2 separate regions of the Homo sapiens genome follow, and region 2 is linked to region 1. A link is a loop called in an ENCODE intact Hi-C map of the cell type or tissue named here. Cell type or tissue: IMR-90. All regions are shown on one strand. Links, peaks and the distances in the headings refer to the core of each region. The heading gives the core; the rest is flanking DNA. Region 1 overlaps LIFR-AS1 (LIFR antisense RNA 1). Region 2 overlaps OSMR-DT (OSMR divergent transcript).

Region 1 (9,447 bases), core at 1,053-9,052:
TAATGTGTTACCATAGTTTACTTAAAGGAAGGAAAAAGTCCCAGCTTTATTCTAAACAAATCAGCACTGTTATTTGTGATACTTATCAGGTAGGTATCATTCAGTAGGTATCCAATAAATGTTGATTGATTTTATTAAATATCAACTGGAAATTCTGAATACTTTTATCTGATGTGACTGTTTATATCCCCAACTAAATTATATATATATATATATATATATATATTTTTTTTTTTTTTTTTTTTTTTTTTTTCTGAGAGAGTTTCACTCTTGTTGCCCACACTGGAGTGCAATGGTACGATCCCGGCTCACTGCAACCTCCACCTCCTGGGTTCAAGCAGTTCTCCTGCCTCAGCCTCCTGAGTAGCTGGGATTACAGGAGGGCACCACCACGCTGGGCTAATTTTGTATTTTTTTAGTAGAGATGGAGTTTCACCATGTTGGTCAGACTGGTCTCGAACTCCTGACCTCAAGTGATCCGCCCACCTCAGCCTCCCGAAGTGCTGGGATTACAGGCATGAGCCACCGTGCCCGGCCTAAATTATAATTTTTATAGTAAAACCTTAGGGATATAATTGCTAATTCTTTGAATTCTCCATAGCACTACCTTATTTCTTTAGCAGAGTGCTCAGTAAATGTTAATTTATATATATATCATATATATTATATATGTTGTTATATATTATATAAACACATATATGTTAATTTATATATACATAACATATATGTTAATTTTTATATATACATATGTGTGTGTGTATGTTATATATGTGCATATATACCATATTTTACATATAACGTGTTCCTACACTATATGCCAGGACAGAAAACCAGGCATTTCATTTGATTGAGGGTTGTCAAACCAATAATCTGCCTTCCTACTAATTCCTAAACATGGAGGCGATCTTATATATCACCTGGTGATGCCTTTACTTTACTGATGAAGAAGCAGCCCAGCAAAGTTAATTGACTTTATAAAGCAGTTCTATGGCCTGAACCAGAACTCAGGCTTCTCACTTGGGGTCCAGTGATTATTTTGCTACAGAATGCTAAGTGTGTGGCTAAAGAATGGGGGAAAAAAAAGAGAAATTAGATATAGTTTGCTTAAGTTATAGAGAATTTAACAAGATTCTTTAGCATTAAAAGTATTTTTGTTTTATCAGTTTCATCAGTAAGGTAGGGTAATCATTTCAAGGTTAATGCTAGATTAATTTGCCTTGTAAAAACTTCATTGTATTGAAATGGGGAGGAAATGTACAGAATTAGAGTGGTCATATTTCATGCAGACAATGTTTTTTATTTATGATACTATCCCATTATTCTTCATAAGTCATAATTTATCTCGAAGCTTTAATTTAGAATTATTGTATCTTTCTAAAAGAGGAAAGAATCATTTTTTTCTAAGACAAATAAATAGCTAGCATAGAGTGCTTAATTATGAGGATGGCTTTTAATCTAATTTACCCTCTTTTCCTGATTTTGATAAATATTAAAACTTTTTTATTATTAAAAATAAGCTTCAATTCAAGCCATAGAAAGACTCCAGTTAAGAACATCAAATAATCTGAAATAATCTGTATCTGCCCAGATGACCCATGCTGACCACACAGTTAAATGACTTCCCTCCTACTGGAAGATGAGATGTTTTTTAGCACTAAAAAGATCCTGGAAGAATAACTTCATTCAGTTCTTCAGGGGTATCTGTTCTCTTCCCCGCTGCGTGGGTGACCGGTCCAAGGGGTTATTAGCTCTGGCTGCGTGTCAGTATGATCTAGAGAGTGTTTTGTTTTGTTTGAGACACATTTTGACTCTGTTGCCCAGGCTAGAGTGCAGTGGCACAATCTTGGCTCACTGCAACCTCCACCTTCCGGGTTCAAGCAATTCTTGTGCCTCAGCCTTCCAAGTAGCTGGGACTAGAAGAGCATGCCACCATGCCCGGCTAATTTTTGTATTATTAGGAGAGACAGGGTTTCACCATGGTGGCCAGGTTGGTCTCAAACTCCTGGCCTCTAGTGATCCGCCCCACTCAGCCTCCCAAAGGGCAGGGATGACAGGGGTGAGCCACTGTGCCCAGCCCAGAGAGTTTTTAAAAGGTATCACCCAGGCCTCATCACAGGCCAATTCCATTTGAATTCTGAATATCTGTATTTTCAGTATTTTTAAAATGTTAGATGTTATGAATCTAATGTGCAGCCAGTGTTGAGAACCTCTGGCGTAAATGGGTTCTTCTGTTCAGACAGAGCCTGTCTGTCCCAGCCTCTGCCCAGATGAGGGAGGACCCACGCCATAAATGAAAAGGCAGGTTCTACAAAATCCCACTTGTTTTCTCTCCAATCCTAAACTGAGAAGTAGGGAAGAGAACAGAGGGTTCTAGCTGTGTGCCTGGAGGACAGATTGTGTTTTGTTTTCTTCTATCTTTGTTTTTTTGCCAAAGGTACAGAAAGAGAATAAAGGCCTCCACTAACTCCTAGAGCAAGGTTTTCCACCTCAGCACTGTTGACATCTGGGGCTGGGTAAGCCTTTGTTATGGAGGTCCTCCTGTGTATTGTAAATTCTTAAGCAGCTTTCTTGCCTTTGACACACTGGATGCCAGTGGCATTCACCTCCCCAAGTTGTGACAACGAAAAAATGTGTACAGACGTTGCCAAATGTTCCCTGGGACTGAGGGGAGTGGGTAGAAAATGGCCCCTGGGTGAGAACCGTTGTCCTAGAGCTAACAGCAGAAGCTCTGATGAAGAATTTAGTGGTGACTGTTAGGCTGTGGCTTTTGTGAGTATTGGCAACAGGCGGCAAGGATGGTGGTGCTGGTGAAGACATTGGTGGAGATGGCAGTTTGGGCCCAGGCAGCAAGAGAAACTCTGAAGGTCATGATTGTGACTGTGGCTCAGCAAGCGGGCAGTGGGAGAGACTTTAAGTCTCTGGGTTAAGCAGCAATGCCAGGCAGCCAGGAGGAGAAGAGCATTTGCAAAGACTTGGAGGAGAGGGAAGATGTTGACTGAACTCTGCTTAGGGCTGCTGGACATGAACTGACAAGGCAGCATTTAAAAGGGCTGAGAGGGGACTTGAAGGCCGCTTTAAAAGGACTCAAATGTCCTATTTGGCCCGGACTGTTGAAGATAGCTAATGAGAAGAAACTGCCCTTCATAGGATGGAACTCCCTAGATATTAAATCAGTGGAAGGAAAAAAGAGCAGGCTTTGCTTTGAAATCATCTCAAGATTTATTCAACACTGTAATTAATGTCTCATTAGTCAAAGGTATTAAAATAGGACCTTAAAAGTCATAATACCTTTCCTTCCACTCTCACAAATCCAGGATTATTTACTTATTTCACTCTCCCTCCTTAGATAAAAGAGGAAAGGGAGGTTAAAGAGATAAGAGGGAGCAATTTTGAAAGCCTGTGAGATTAGTCCTGACTCCACAGTTTAAGTCACATAATTCTACCACTTAGGTTTGGAAGGAACGCTTGTTACATCTGTGCTTTTCCATGATATTCTCATACAGAAAGACAACTGATTCTGTCTACACTGACAAGGGGACTCATGGCTTTGGTAAAACAATTGATAAGACATATTTTTTTGCATATGTACAGTAGGTTCTTTGAAACAAACAAAACTCAATACGGAAATACTTTCCAGGGTTGGCTCACATAATTCACCACTTTTCCTTTTATCAAGAATTATAAACTTTAAAGCAGAAAGTGAGTAGACATTATCTGGTTCATCAAACATCAACCTTAATAAAAAGTATGGACTATGAGAATATTCCATTAACTAATTTCCACCTTAAAAATACATGTGGCTAAATACAAGGAATATTAAAAGGGGTTTAAGCTTCAAAGTAAGATAAATTCCATAGTTCTCTATTTCCCATTCCGACATGTATAACTACCATTTTACCTCTGCTCTTTCAATAGTTTCGAAAATGTACTGTTAATTCATCATCAAGCATTTCAAAGGAAATAAACCGATTGCCTCTTGGAAAAAATGTTGAATGTGTTTAGAGAACCCTACACCAAGGTTTATCTGGTTGCATTCCAGGTCTCATATCAGGTTGCAAACAGGCTGCTCTTAGACCAGCTCAGTTTGTGTACTTTTTTTTTTAAGGTCATGGAAGCTGAAGATTGGAAAAGCAAATAGAAGAAAATAAATTCTTCAGCTTGGAGATAAGCAGGAAACCCAAAGAACATGTTCTTAAGTATAAGACCTCAGTAATAATATTGAATAGAAATTCAACTAAATGGAGCTGACAGAAGCCCAGACAGGCAACCAGGAGATTCTTGTGGTGAGTTGCTGACTCTCTGTCTCTCTCTCTGTCTCTACCTCCTTTTCCCCATCTGTTCATTAGGGATATGAGCAATGATGCTTATATCACTATGAAAGTATGATCTCACGTGTATATATTTTTAAAATGTTTGTAAGTGCCTAGATCATTTCTGAAAGAAGCGCCCTCTCAAGAGAAAGAATTAATGGACAATCCTATATTTTAAATAAATGCAGAATCCCAGATTTCACGCATAGTTGAAAAATATTATGCATGTCCTAACCACCTCTAAATTAAATCCAAGTTTCTGACACCTGTTAACTATACTCCTACATATAACCCTATGCACCTGACCTTACTTGTCTTCAGACAATCCTGATTTTACCTCTGGCCTTCACTGAAATTGAGAGAAAGTTCCAGATCCTCTCTGGCCATTGTTTCCCTTGCTGTCAAATGGAGGGGGGAAGTGGGCAATCTCTGGGGCCTCCAGCTGTAACCTTCTCTGGTCAAGATGAGTCAGCTGTAATGCTCTGACCGCTGTTCCACTCCTCTTGTGCAAGACGTTCTATTCTGCTAGAAGGAGGAATGCATGGTAATTTTCAATAGGGTTCGAGAAAGGAAAGCTTGTGAATGACAGAGAGAGAGAGAGAGAGAGAGAGTGCATATGAGAGAGAGTGAGAGAGAGAGCAAAACAGAAGGCTGGGAGTGAAGATGGGAGTTTGAGAGCTATGTTGAATATTGAAGGCTTTGTTTTGAAAAAGCCCAGATAGACAAAAAAGATTTTATAATTCTAGCCACAGACCCCTGCTCTGATCTGAGGAGGTATCTGATGCACATAGAATATGATAAGGACCTTTCTTAGATGAAAATGCGAGGCACAATGAGCCCACAGGCTCTGGTTATACATACAGGCTGTGACCCTGAGCTGTAAGTGCCATCAGTAGACTTTCAACCAAAACATCCCAACAAATATAAGACGATTCTAAGAATGAGTGCTTGGATTTAAAATAGCTTAGATAAATGTTAAATAATCCAAAGAAGATACCAAACAGTGTATAATCTCATTTCTAAATACTATTTTTAAAAAATATGTTTACAAATGAACAGATGATTTTTGATGTTCCCTAAGACTTTAGGAACTAGTGGGGATGGAAAAGGTGAAGAAGGAAAGAGACTTGCTATTAATTTTTTTTTGTTTAAAAACAAATGTTGCATATCAGTTTAACTTTTATAATAAATACTAATTAATTCTGAACACACAGGTTGGATATGATATGAATTGTGTGATGTAAGTGGTTTATGAACCACTTGCCAACAAGTAAGTCATGGGGATGTACTGGGTTGCCTCTAAACCAAACTTTCCCCATGGGGGAAAAAAAAGAAAGTGTCCTTGATGGAAAGGTATTGGGCTTGGCAGTGGGACAGGCATGAATTTGGAACCTGGCTCTGCCACCTAATATGCAACTGTGCAGCACTGAGCATGTTAACCTCTGAGCCTGTTTACTCAATAAAACATGGAAATAATGCCCACCTTCTAGTTAATGTTTAGGATGGAATCAGATGTGAAAGCAGCAGCTCTTATTACTATTTTTAAACAGTAGGTGCCGGCAATATAGATAATTTGTGCTCGCAGGTAATTATCTGACAGAGTTTGAATATTTGACCCCATCCAAATCTCCTGTTGAATTATAATCCCTAATGCTGGAGGTGGGGCCTGGTGGGAGGTGTTTGGGTCATGGCTTGGTGCTGTCTTTGTGATGGGTTCCTGGCTAGATCTGGTAATTTAAAAGTGTGTGGAACCGTCTCTCTGTCTCTCTCTTTCTCACTCTCTCTCTTTCTCTCTGTCCTGCTTTCTCCATGTGATAGGCCTGCCCCTGTTTCATCTTCTGCCATGAGTAAAAGCTCCCTGAGGCCTCCTGAAGCCGAGCAAATGCTGACACTGTTTTCTGTACAGCCTGCAGAGCTATGGTGAGCCAATTAAACCTCTCTTCTTATAAATTCCCATCACAGGCATTTCTTCATAGCAATGCAAGAACGGCCTCACACATTATCCATGGTCTTATTCTAGATCTGCCCCAACATAGCAACTAACATTGATTGAGTGATTTCACAAACACTTGTGAACCCCAACTATCTGAGACAGGTCTCAGTCAATTTAGGAAGTTTATTTTGCCAGAATTAAGGACACATACCCATGACACTTCCTCAGGAGGTCCTGACGACGAGGTGGTCGGGGCACATCTGGGTTTTATACATTTTAGGAAGACATGAGACATCAATCAATATACGTAACATGTACATTGGTTCTGTCTGGAAAGGCGGGACAACTCCAAGCGAGGAGAGGGATTCCAGGTCATGGGTTGGTAAGAGACAAATGGTTGCAATCTTTGGAATTTCTGATTAGCCTTTCCAAAGGAAACAATCAGCTATGCATTTACCTCCATGAGCAGAGGGGTGACTTTGAGTTCTGTCTGTCCTTTGTCCACAGGGAATTTCCCTGTGAGGAAGGTATGTAGCTTTTTTTATCTTAGCAGGTATCTTTTTTTAGGAATAGAACGAGAGGCAGGTTTGCTCTAAGCAGTTCCCAGCTTGGCTTTTCCCTTTGGCTTTGTGATTTGGGGGTCCCAAAATTTATTTTCCTTTCACACACTTAAATAGCACTTGCTTCTAAATTCTACATGAATAGCAACTCATTTAATTTTCATAAGAATCCTAGGAGGAAGGGGTACTGTGATTATCACCCCCCATTTTACAGATGAGAAAACTTAGGCACAGAGAGGTCAAGAAATTTGCCTAGAATCACAAAGCGAGCAAGTAGTGAAGCAAGGATTCCAGTCCGTACATTGAACACAGTGCTTGCTCTTAGTCTCTATGTGGTGCCTGCCTCTATGCAAAATGGGAAATATAGCCCAGTGTCCGTAAAACTGCAAACCAAAAATAAAACTCACCCCTCAGGGCCCTCTAAAATTTAAGCTGAAAGACAAGTTCAGGCCATGATGTAAAGTGGAGGCCAGACGTGCCTCATTGTACCCCTCCAGTATTAGTATCAACACAAACCTGAAGTCTGACAAGAAACCTTTATAGTCTATTCTCTCGGAGGCCTGTTACTTGAAGGCTTCATCTGCATGATAAAACCTTGGTCTCCACAACCCCTTATCATAACCCAGACATTCCTTTCTACTGATAATAATACTGAGAGTAACTCTTTCAACCAATCACCAGTCAGAATACGCTTAAATTTACCTATGACCTGGAAGCTGCCCCTCTCCCTTTGAGTTGTCTTGCCCTTCCAGATCAAAGCAATGTAAATCTTACATGTATTGAGTGATGTCTCCTGTCTCCCTAAAATGTATAAAAGCAAGCTGTACACCGACCACCTTACGCACATGTTGTCAGCACCTCCTGGGGCTGTGCCATGGGGTGTCCTTCATCTTAGCAAAATAAACTTGTTTTTTGTTTTGTTTTTTTTTTTGAGACAGAGTCTTGCCCTGTCGCCCAGGCTGGAGTGCAACGGCGCAATCTCGGCTCACTGCAACCTCCGCCTCCCAGGTTCAAGGAATTCTCCTGCTTCAGCCTCCCGGGTAGCTGAGATTACAGGTGCCCACCACCAGCTAATTTTTGTATTTTTAGTAGAGATGGGGTTTCACTATGTTGGCCAGGCTGGTCTCAAACTCCTGACCTCAGGTGATCCGCCCAACTCAGCTTTCCAAAATGTTGGGATTACAGGTGTGATCCACCACTCCCAGCCTTGGCAAAATAAGCTTTCTAAATTGATTGAGACTTGTCTCAGACACCCTTTGGTTTACAAAACAAATGGCTGTCTCTGGGGGAATGTGCTGGATATCCAAGTCAGAGACGCTGCCTTGCCCCTTTCTGCTGCCTTGCCCCTTTCTCCTCTCCACAGGTCTGGGAGTTCAGTAGGACTAGTTAATTTCCTTTCTTCTAGATAGAGGCAGCGAAGAAAAGTTCTGCCCAGCTCAGCCTCAGCCACTGCAGAAAATGCTCCACATGAGCTCCAAGTGCCCAAGTTCAGGCTCTGGGTCACCACATTTGCATCTCTGCCACCTCAAGGCAAATAGGAAGAATTAGATTATGCTCGTGTTCACTGCATTTAATAAACATTTGTTGAGTCTCACTATGTGCTTGGGCCTCTTAGAGTCCATGAGATGACAGCGTAAATGACCAGTGGCTGCCCTCCGGTATTGTGGCTGGAGATCATTAGGACATAACCAGAAAAATATAAGCAACAATAGGATAATAGATGCTGTTAAGTGAGTTGAAGGATGTGGTTCATCTGTGGAGTAGACCAGTTCAAAGTTGAGTCTGACCACAGGAATGAATAAGAGAAGAAAACATCCTGAAGACTTGACCTTCCTGGGTAATAAAACCCTTGGATAGTTACATTCAATCCTGAAGTTTAGTCCCTGGAGACATTAGAAAACTAGGAAGTTTTCTTTCTGAGGGTTAAATTGGCCATTATCTTCTTGTGAGTGATGGAGATCATTTTTTTCCAAAAATGCTTCCAGAACCCCTGGACCCTGGGGCAGCCCCTTCTCTGTTTTCCCACATCACCCTTTGTCTGGGCGCATCTCTACCTTTGCTTCTTGCACATACGTTGTAAGGATCTGCTTAAGGGTCTTTCCCTGACCTTGGGTTTGGAAGGGACAGAGTTAAACCAGATTAAACAGGTTTCTGCTGAAAGACTTCTCTGAGCTCACAGGTAATGTGAATATGCAGTTTTTCCAAAATTTATTTGACCACAGATTCTCATTTCAAGAATACCTTTTAAAATAACTCATAGTGTGACTGGTGGAAGGTATCTCAGTTACCAGCGGCAAATCCGTACAGGTCTACAGCAACCTCAATTCTTGCCTCTTCAGAAGAAAGAATTCAACTGAGGGGCATAAGGCAAGAAAAGAGACCAAGGCAAGTTTCAAAGTAGAAGTGGAAGTTTATTAAAAATGCTTTAGAAGAGGAAAGAAAGGAAAGAACACGTGGAAGAGATCCAGTGGGTGCCTTGGAGAACAAGTGCAGTGTTTAACCTTGACCCTGGGACTTTATAGGCTGCCATCTTGTACCCTTTTCCCTTAGGGTGATTCTTTCCTTCGGGTGGGCGGCCCGCGTGCACAGTGCCTGCCTTACCCTTGGGAATTAAGCGTGCGCAGTATGTTTAGGAAGTTGTAAG
Region 2 (9,447 bases), core at 1,039-9,038, 120 kb before region 1:
ACCTCGTGATCCACCTGCCTTGGGCTCCCAAAGTGCTGGGATTACAGGCGTGAGCCACCGTGCCCGGCCTTTTTTTTTTTTTTTTAGAAAAAGATTCAATTTATCAAATTACACATGTGAAACTCAAGCTCCTAATTGTGAGGTTTTAAGTTCTACCTATAAATAGAACAAGATCTGCAAGCCTAGCAAATTTTAAAATTACATTTGAAGTCCTTAAATTAATATTTTGTATCACTTATAAATTCAGTTAAACGCCTTTAAACATTTTAAGCTGCATGTACAAATTTAATATATTTTATTTCCTTTTTAAGGAATTCAATTGCCTGATTTAACAAAATTATCTGATTATCCTGATTACTGAAATAACCTCTTAAAAGTTAATAAGTCACAACCTTGTAAGTATGGTTAAGCTTAAGTTTTTAGTTTTTTGCTTTTTTATTTTATTTATTTTTATTTATTTATTTTATTTTTTTACTTTTCAATATTAGGTAAAACTTAGTAATATTTTCACTTAAAATTAAAACTCTAAATTAGTTAATTAACATTTTAATTGAAATGTCAAGACTGACCTATTTATAACTCACATGCCTAAAATACCAAATGTGCACAGATTCCTAACGCAAAAGTAGTAATACTGTTGAGTTGATATTCTTAAACATTTCTATATCCAATTCTACCTCTTTCTGAAATAAGACTTAGCTGGGGAATAATCTGGGTCAATCTGTCAATTTCTGGGCATCACTTTTTTTTTTGCATTGCTTTCTCCGCTTGTTGGAAGTTGCACAGCAATCAAAGATATTGGCCTAGATCTTTATTAGATTCTTACTTGCTGCCTCAATCTTGAGAACACTCAAAAGTGGTGCCCCTCAGCCATGGCCTTTATGTTCAGGTGACAATAACTCATTCTTTTGCTGCTCAAGCAAAATTTCAACTTCTGCTCAAAATGGTCATTTAATTAGATTTTGCCTTTCTTTGGGTCCTAAGATATGTGAAAGTATCTTATGTCAAACATAAAACACCCTTGAATTGAGGAAAGCCTGTATTCTTCTATTCCCCCTATTTTTAGAACTTCATAACTCTTAGGAATGTTAACATGTGGTGTCTGTTGTGCTAAGCGTAGTGAGTCTTTTCCATATGTGAGAAATAAACAGTCCTACTTGTACTTTATATTTACATTTTGACCCCTTCCACTCCACTCCCTATAATCACATTTTAAGTCGAGGCCCCGGTCTTCAAGGAATTCAGTTGTGCATTCTTTTCTCTAACTCTACCATAAGCTCCTTAAAGAGTTACATTCACTAAATACATCTCTTGAAGTCCTTCTCAGCACCTAGCACAGGATGCCCAGTATATTTGTTAACTTAGCAATGTTTGGTGAATTAAATAAGGTATTATGATAAAAATGTACAATCAAGTGGAAAATTGGTGTCGAATTGATTGAATAGAGGCATAGAGTAAAGCTTAGGCTTTGAAGAAATTTGGCAGCAAAGAGGATGTAAAGATACGTGAGGTCTAAGGAAGAATTCTGTGGGTTGCTGGGAATAAGTGAGTTAGAGAAAGAAAATAACAACGAAGGTACTGAGTGTGTAATTACTATGTGCCAAGCTCAGTTTCAAATGTTTTATATGTATTAACCAACTCATTTAATCCTCCTAACATTGCCGTAGGGTAGACACCATTATTATTGCCATTTTACAGAATGAAGAAACTGAGGCACAGAAAGGTTAAGTCATTTACTGCTATACTGTTTGTATGGTAATTTACTTTAAAATATTTCAATGTAGGCCGGGCATGGTGGTGCACGCCTGTAATCCCAGCACTTTGGGAGGCCGAGGCGGGTGGATCACCTAAGGTCAGGAGTTCAAGACTAGACAGGCCAACATGGTGAATCACCATCTCTACCAAAAACACAAAAATTAGCCAGGCGTGGTGCTGGGCACCTGTAATCCCAGCTACTTGGGAGGCTGAGGCAGGAGAATCACTTGAACCTGGGAGGCAGAGGTTGCAGTGAGCCAGATCATGCCACTGCACTGCAGCCTGGGTGACAGAGCAAGACTCCATCTCAAAATAAATAAATAAATAAATTCAACGTAAACTTCAGTGCGACATTTGTATATATAACTTAGCCCTTGGGGTAGGTAGTTAACATTCGAAGTCTACTAATCAGAAACCTATACCCCAAAGGTGGCTATGTCCCCCAGGCCCCTTCTCCCCAGTCTTGCCTGCTGGTTGATATGGTTTGGCTCTGTGTCTCCATCCAAATCTTATTTCCAATTGTAATCCCCACGTGTCAGAGGAGAAGCCTGGTGGGAAGTCATTAGATCATGGGGGTGGCCTTCCCCTTGCTGTTCTCATAATACAGTTCTCATGAGATCTGAAGGTTTAAAAGCAAGGCACTTTCCTTTTCACTCTCTCTCTCTCTCTCTCTCGCCGCCATGTAAGACTTAATTGCCTTGCTTCCCCTTTGCCTTCCGCCATGATTGTGTTTCCTGAGGCATCCCCAGCCATTCGGAACTGTGAGTCAACTAAACCTCTTTTATTTATAAGTTACCCAGTCTCGGGTAGTTTTTTACAGCAGTGTGAAAATAGACTAATACACTGGTCCTGCTGTCAGAGTATTGTTCCATCTATGTGCAAGGTGCTTGTCAGAGTGCTTGAGGACACAGCAAGCAGAAACCAAGCTTGCAATAACAGATTTGTGGTAGTTTGGTGCCTGCTTGCCAATAAATATTTGTACTTTTATCTGAATTTGACCTCAGACTTGCTGTCATGGTAACATAGGCTTGTTAGAGGTTGTCAAGGACTGCTCTACCTCTGATCACCAGAAGTTACTAATATCTACTACATTGCTGAAGGCACTCTGCAACTGCCCCAGGTCACACATCTGGCAGGTGGCAGCACTAGCACTCACTCTCAGGCCACCAGCGCCCTAATTAGCATGCCACATTGCCTCTCTGGAAGAGGATTGAACAGAAGCGAGCAGGGCATGAGTGAAGGAGCAGGGTTTTCGGGCAAAGGGAGATGTTCCAGGGCATAGCTAGAGACAGCAATGTTTTAAGAGAAAATATTTCTTTCAGTCAAAAAGGGAGACAGAGAAAAGTATGAAGACAGTGGGTATCAGTGGGTAAGTTTAGTGGCAGAGGGAGGAAATCAGAGCTTTTGCCTGGTGGATCACATTTCCTTGGAGAAGTAGAATTCAAGGGCTTGGACTGAAAGTAAAGGTGGTGGGGTTGTTGCAGGCTTAAGTTCAGGGGCAATGGGGAGAAGGTCCCTTCTGTGTTTCCCATGTATGTTCTTATGTGAAGAAGGGTTGCCCGGGCCTAGGAGTGTGGAGCTTGTAGGAAGGGAAGCCTGGGAGGCTAAGCATGGCCCCAGGGTCAAGAAGGGGAATGTGTTCCAACCTCCAGTACCTGTCAAGATATTAGGGCCATCCAGTGGGAGGCCTGAGATACAGCCTGTCCTAATGAACAGCGAGAAGAGGAACAAGGCACAGCCCAAAGGCCCCAGTAGCCAGAGACACCCGCTCAGCAGGACTCATCCTTACATCGAAGGGGAAGATGATAAGACCCTTTCCTGTCCCTGTCCAAAGTGCGCTGGAGAGTTCAGGATGCTCACGGTGAATTTTCAGATTTCCTGAGGTCAAAGAGTAGGACAGCCAGTTCTGGAGGAGACAAAATGACTCTGCATTTTGTTCCTCTGCAAGAGCTGATGAATAATTCAAGGCAATGCTAAGTAAATGAGTTCTGCCAGGCAGGCTGGCTCTGAGCAGGGACCTCCCGGCGGGTTGCCATGGGACTGTGTTCTCAAAGAAAAGACCCCCTGTTCGTCTTATATACTCCTTAGTGTCCCTGGCGCTGATCCCACACAGCTCCCAGGGAACTCCTTTTCAGCCAAGGGGATGAATGCCTGCTACAGAAAGGCCCTGGAGGAACTTCCAAACTCAGGCGGAAACAAGAATAGTTGGAGAGGCCATGTGACTCTCTCTCGGGTATTTGCATTGTACTGAGAGGACAAATAGAGGGGTCTTGCCAAAGAAAAGAAAAAAAGTAAAGAAAGTGGGCTGCCTGGCTGGGGAATCCCAGGGACCTAACTGGTCCTTACTACTGCCTGCTGTCGGTGAAGCTATGGGGCTTCCTTCCCTGCTCAGGGAGACAATCTCCTTCCCAAGGGCAAAACCCTGTACATAACACAGCCCTGACCCATAGTGTCCCCTTCGGACTAGATTTGTTGATTCTTATTTGAAGGAGGAGGAGATGTCAAGAGCCCTCAAAAACGGTAGATGCCCACCTCCAGCTGGCGATAAACGTAAACGCCAGCAAATCAGATGCCTTAGACAGAAAGATGATAATCATATTGTCTTGACTTTACCTCCAAATTCAGCTGTTCAGTTATTATTATTGTATCCTATTATACTAAGAAAATACCTTTGAGGCACTTTAAGTGAGCAAAACCTCATCTGATTCCTTAGTAAGGGCAGCTGTGCAAAATCCTGTCACCAAAACCCATTATCACAGAGAACTACCCAATAGAAAAGCCAATCCTGTTCCCAAGTGGCGTCTCTCTTTGCCTCCTCACCATGTGGAAGCCTGACCTAGTCCGTCATTCATGAGGTTTAAAAAAAAAGATGCTTGTGTCATTAGACTGAACCTTCAGAGTATGATACAGTATAATATTAATGGTATTCACATAGGTTTCAGTATAAAATATTCAGTTTGATAAAAATGTGTTACAGCAACTCTGCCATAAACTCATTTAGGAAATACTGGCAACCAAATCCAGGTCTTGCATGGTACAAGGGAGTGGAGGTTGATCTCAATAAATCTCTCATTCATCTTCAGCAGCATTCCCCAAAACACAGAGTAAGGCAACAGCAGCAGGGGGTGCAAATCCTACTCAGTGAGCCAACCCCCACTGCTGACTTAGAGTTAGTCACTCCTTGGAGTCAGTGTGGACTGAGAACTCTCTGGCCACCCAAGGAAAATTAAACATATTATTTTATTACAACAGATGTCCCCACATTTTTTGTAAAGGGGTGATCCCTTTTATTTTCCCAAAACCATGTACCTGGGGGTAGGAGGCATGATACCAGGGAAGTCACCGTGTGTGTGTGTGTGTGTGTGTGTGTGGGTGAGGGTGTTATGTATGTGTGTATTGGTGCAACAGACTGTGTCCCCCCAAAATTGATATGCTGAAATCCTAACCCCCAGTGTGATGCTATTAGGAGGTGGGGTTTGGGAGCTAATGAAGTCATGAGGGCAGAGCCCTCAGGGATGGGATTAGTGCCTTTATGAAAGAGCCCCCAAAGAAATCTCTCATCCTCTTTCTGCCATGTGAGGAGGCAGTGAGAAGATGTCAGTCTGCAATCTAGAAGTGAGTCCTCACCATATCCTGACCATGCTGGCACCCTAATCGTGGACCTCCAGCCTCCAGAACTGTGAAAAATAAATCTCTGTTTTTTATAAGCTACCCCGTCTATGGTATTTTGTGATAGCAGCCTGAACGGACTAAGACAATTGGGGTGGTAGGGGGAGGGGTCCTTAGGAGGAATTACCACCTATTAAGATGGAGCATTGAGGATCCACTTAATGTAACAAGCAGAGATCAAGCACTCACAGAATGGCTAGGATTTAGGAAAGAGATAAATGGAGACAATAACAATAATGATAATACAACACTTTCTGTGACTAAACTCTATTTTGAGTCTATACATTTTGAGAAATGAGTCATCGGGGGAGAAGAGCAACAACATATATCTAATTAACAAAAAACTCAGGCTGATGTAATACATAGTATAATTAAGAAAAGAGCTATGAAATTGCAAAGGAGGGAGCTGGAGAACAACATTTTGCAGTCGGAGGAGAGAGACAGGAAAGGCTTCCTGGTGAAGTCCATTTGTGTCGCAGCACCTGCCCCGGCCCACCCAGCCTCCACCCAGAGGGACAGTAACAAGGCAGAGGCCCTCACACCTGCCAGCCATGTGGGAGGCCATGGCACACATTTGGAGGAGCGCCCCCAACCTCCATTTTATCCCCTTTCTATCTGGAACGGTTGGAAAGCTGAAAGCCTTCCAACGCTGCCTTGGAACTCAAGCTCTACAGGAAAGCTTGGTTTAGCCAGAGAGCTGCCCTTGCCAGAGATATGGGAGGCAGACAGGAGGCAGAGGCCATTCTCCATGGCTATAGCAGCTGATGAGTGAGCGCCAACAGATGCGGGTGTTTCGACAGCTGACCTCCAGCTTCTGCTTCAAGGGATGAGGTGGTTGAGGCAGCAGCCCTGGTAATTGTGAAAGCAGCAGCAGCCTGTTCTCTGGATGCTACCCACGGTTTGGCCTTGAAACCTACACTTGATCAGCAGCTTCCTGACTTCTGCCCCCACAGCCCCTCCTGCTTGAAATACCTAATTGTTTCTGTTTTCTGCACTTTACTCTGAGAAACAAAGATGCTTTGGATGACTAATTAACAACTTCTACAGATAAGTAGTAATATAGAGAAAATGACAGCTAATTTGGACCTGGCCACAATCACTGCATCCATTTGTTACCCTCTTACAAATTGGCCTCTGTTCCACCATCCTAATAGAAAAACCCTATCTGAGATATCCAGTGACCCCATCCTTGCAGAGAGACCCCTTAGTGACCTCTCTGCTAATTCGTTGCCCCTCCCTTCCTTAATATGGTTTCTTCCTGCATCTGACCTTTCTGTGACTACCTTCTCTTTTTCTCTGAATTATCTTTTTCCCCACCTCTATCATACTGCCTAAGTTCTTGGCCTTCTACACTTCTAACTTTGCATTCTGTCTCTTGGGAAAATACATTCATGCTTTCTTTTGTCATTTCTGATTATCTACTATGTGCTAGGAGCTACAGCCCAGGTGAAGATAAGTTGCAAGATTCTTTTAAGAGAGGAAAGTCAGTTACAGAAAAGGCACTTTCTAGTGCAATGAGCATTCTAGGGAAGGTAGCCATAAAGGGCTTTGAAAATGGACGGTAGAAAATGAAGGAGGCTTCATGAAGAAGACAGCTTGGGAGTTGAACTGGAGAGGACTTTGACAGGTGAAAACAGGCCTCAGGGAAAGGAAAACATTTTAATAGGTGGAAATAACATGAGAAGAATTGAATGGAAGTAAAAAGGTATAGGGCACGTGGGGAAATCCTACTTGCATCCATAAAGCAATCCAGTATACGGTGTGCATCACTTAATGATGGATATATGCCCTGAGAAATTTGTCCTTAGGCTATTTTGACATTGTGTGAACATCATAGAGTGCACTTACACAAACCTAGATGGTATAGCCTACTACACACCCAGGCTATATAGGGTAGCCTCTTGCTCCCAGGCTGCAAACCTGTGCAGCAGGTTACTGTACTGAATACCGTAGGCAACTGTAACACAATATAAATATTTGCATGTATATAAACATGTCTAAACATAGAAAAGGTACAGTCCAAATACAGTATTGTAATCTTATGGGGCCACCACTGTATAAGTGATCTGTCATTGACCAAAATGTCATTTTGGGTGCATGACTCTGGTTAGATTGTGAGTTCCGTGGGTGAGGAACCTGTTCACTAGCTGTCTCTCTTCCCAGAATTCAGCATTGTGCCTGGTACATAGTAGGCCCTCACTAAGTACTTGTGAATGAAAGACAAGAGAGACGAGTGGATAAGTCTAGTTCAGAGCCCAACCACTCCGTTCTGCCCACACTGCTGCAGTTATGTCAAGACAGGGAGACAGAGCCCTGAGCAAAGAACTCTAGTCCTCAGCATTTTCCATGAACCCCAGCCAGAGAGCTTCCTCCTTACTTTCCCTTCTACTCCTCTGTAGTTAAGCAATCCATTGGGTCAAAGGTACCACTAACCATCAGCTAATGTTGATGGTTCTACCTTTAAAATTTATACAGAATATAACCCAGTTCATATTCTGGATTCTGCTACAACCAAGTTCATTGCTTACATTCCACCTTGATCCCTGACAAACACAGCAGCCAGCATGGTCCTTTCAGGAACATCAGTCCCAGCACATTACACCTATGCCCTTCCCAGCCCCACATGTTCTCCAGGGCCTTACATGGTCTCCTCTGTGATATGGTTTAGCTCTGTGTTAACACCCAAATCTCATGTTGAATGTAGTCCCCAGTGTTGGGGGAGGGACCTGGTGGGAGGTTATTGGATCATGGAGGTGGATTTCCCCCTTGCTGCTCTCATGATAGTGAGTGAGCTCTCACGAGATCTTGTTGTTTGAAAGTGTGTAGCACTTCCTCATTTACTTGCTCTCTCTCTCCTTCTTTGCCATGTGAAGAAGGTGCTTGCTTCTCCTTCACCTTCCACCATGATTGTAAGTTTCCCGAGGCCTCCCCAGCCATGTCTCTTGTACAGCCTGTGGAACTGTGAGTCAACTAAACCTCTTTTCTTCATAAATTATCCAGTCTCAGGTAGTTCTTGATAGCAGTGTGAGAAGGACTAATATGCTCCACTAACTTCATGACGAGCATGTACACTCACTGCTTCAACTTCAGCTATTTCCATGCTAGCTAATTTCCTTCTCACGCATGGTGAGACATGCATTTCAATTATCTTCTTAGTTTCTTCTAACTCTTGCCTATTTACCTCATTCAAAAAATGTTATTTCCTCTCCTTTCTTGGTCCCTTTTGTGATCCAAGAAATAAGCTGTATTAAGCCTAATGAACCTAGGAATAATTTTAGAGATTTAACTACCCTGGGGTTTGCAATGAAATTAGATTAAACAAAGAACCTAGTTGGCATCCTCTGAAGTTTTTCAGAATCTTACTTCTATAGCGTATATCAGCATCCCCACAGAGGTTTCGATTGCCTCCTTCTGCTCTCCTAATAATCCTGCTATTCTTTCGAAGGCCAGCCTCTTTCAAATTATGTAATCTTTCCAAAATAACATCTTACTTAGGATTATTGTTTTTATGATTGTTTAAATAGTAATATAGAAAAATAGGGTTTTCTTATTTCTTTCCTTTGCAATAAACAATTTTCAACAGTATAATAGCTTAAATAGGTGATTGTGATGTCACCCTTAGGATATAATCACTGCTTGTCACATCGTTTCTGTAGAAAAACCAACTCACATAGGATGAAATGTGATGGGGTGAAATCATGGCAGTGTGATTTTCAAACACCAACTTGCCTTGGAAGGGAATGTGGGGATGTGCACTGCTGGAAGCCATGTGAGTTTTGAGAGTATGTAAATTCAGATGACTGGAGGGAATGTGGTGTAGTAAACAATTATGCAGTGCCTATTTGTGTGTGCATAATTGGTTGCTAGGACTGAGCATTAGTCACCAAATTACAAAAGCATGACTTTTCCTTCAGTGGATGTAGCACTTTCCCAGGATACACAGCTTGGGGACAGTAGCATGGGTTAGAGTTTTGCCCCATTCGCTCACTCGGTAGAGGTCTGTGTGCAGTGTACAATTTGCAC

What was found. Peaks named below come from ENCODE experiments on the same cell type or tissue, not always from the same donor. Only the 100,000 strongest peaks of a DNase experiment are listed, where the experiment ranks them.
Region 2: a loop joins it to region 1, with 2.0 times the contacts of the local background. A loop is called at or near these places in 1 of 110 quality-filtered maps.

What each region holds. Positions count from the first base shown.
Region 1 is chr5:38,602,988-38,612,434 of GRCh38, reverse strand. The region is part of intron 2 of LIFR-AS1 (LIFR antisense RNA 1); the gene reads right to left. It also overlaps a transcript of LIFR not described here. Among named protein-coding and RNA genes, the nearest start is that of MIR3650, 50 kb to the right of the region's middle. In IMR-90, for the core only: no CTCF peak of the experiment used is centred there; DNase peaks (open chromatin) are centred at 4,044 and 4,814; H3K27ac peaks cover 718 bases.
Region 2 is chr5:38,719,931-38,729,377 of GRCh38, reverse strand. All of the region lies in intron 3 of OSMR-DT (OSMR divergent transcript), which reads left to right. LINC01265 (long intergenic non-protein coding RNA 1265) reads left to right here and starts at 9,105. Exons shown (of 5, transcript NR_104631.1): 1 at 9,105-9,193. In IMR-90, for the core only: a CTCF peak has its summit at 4,871; a DNase peak (open chromatin) is centred at 4,907.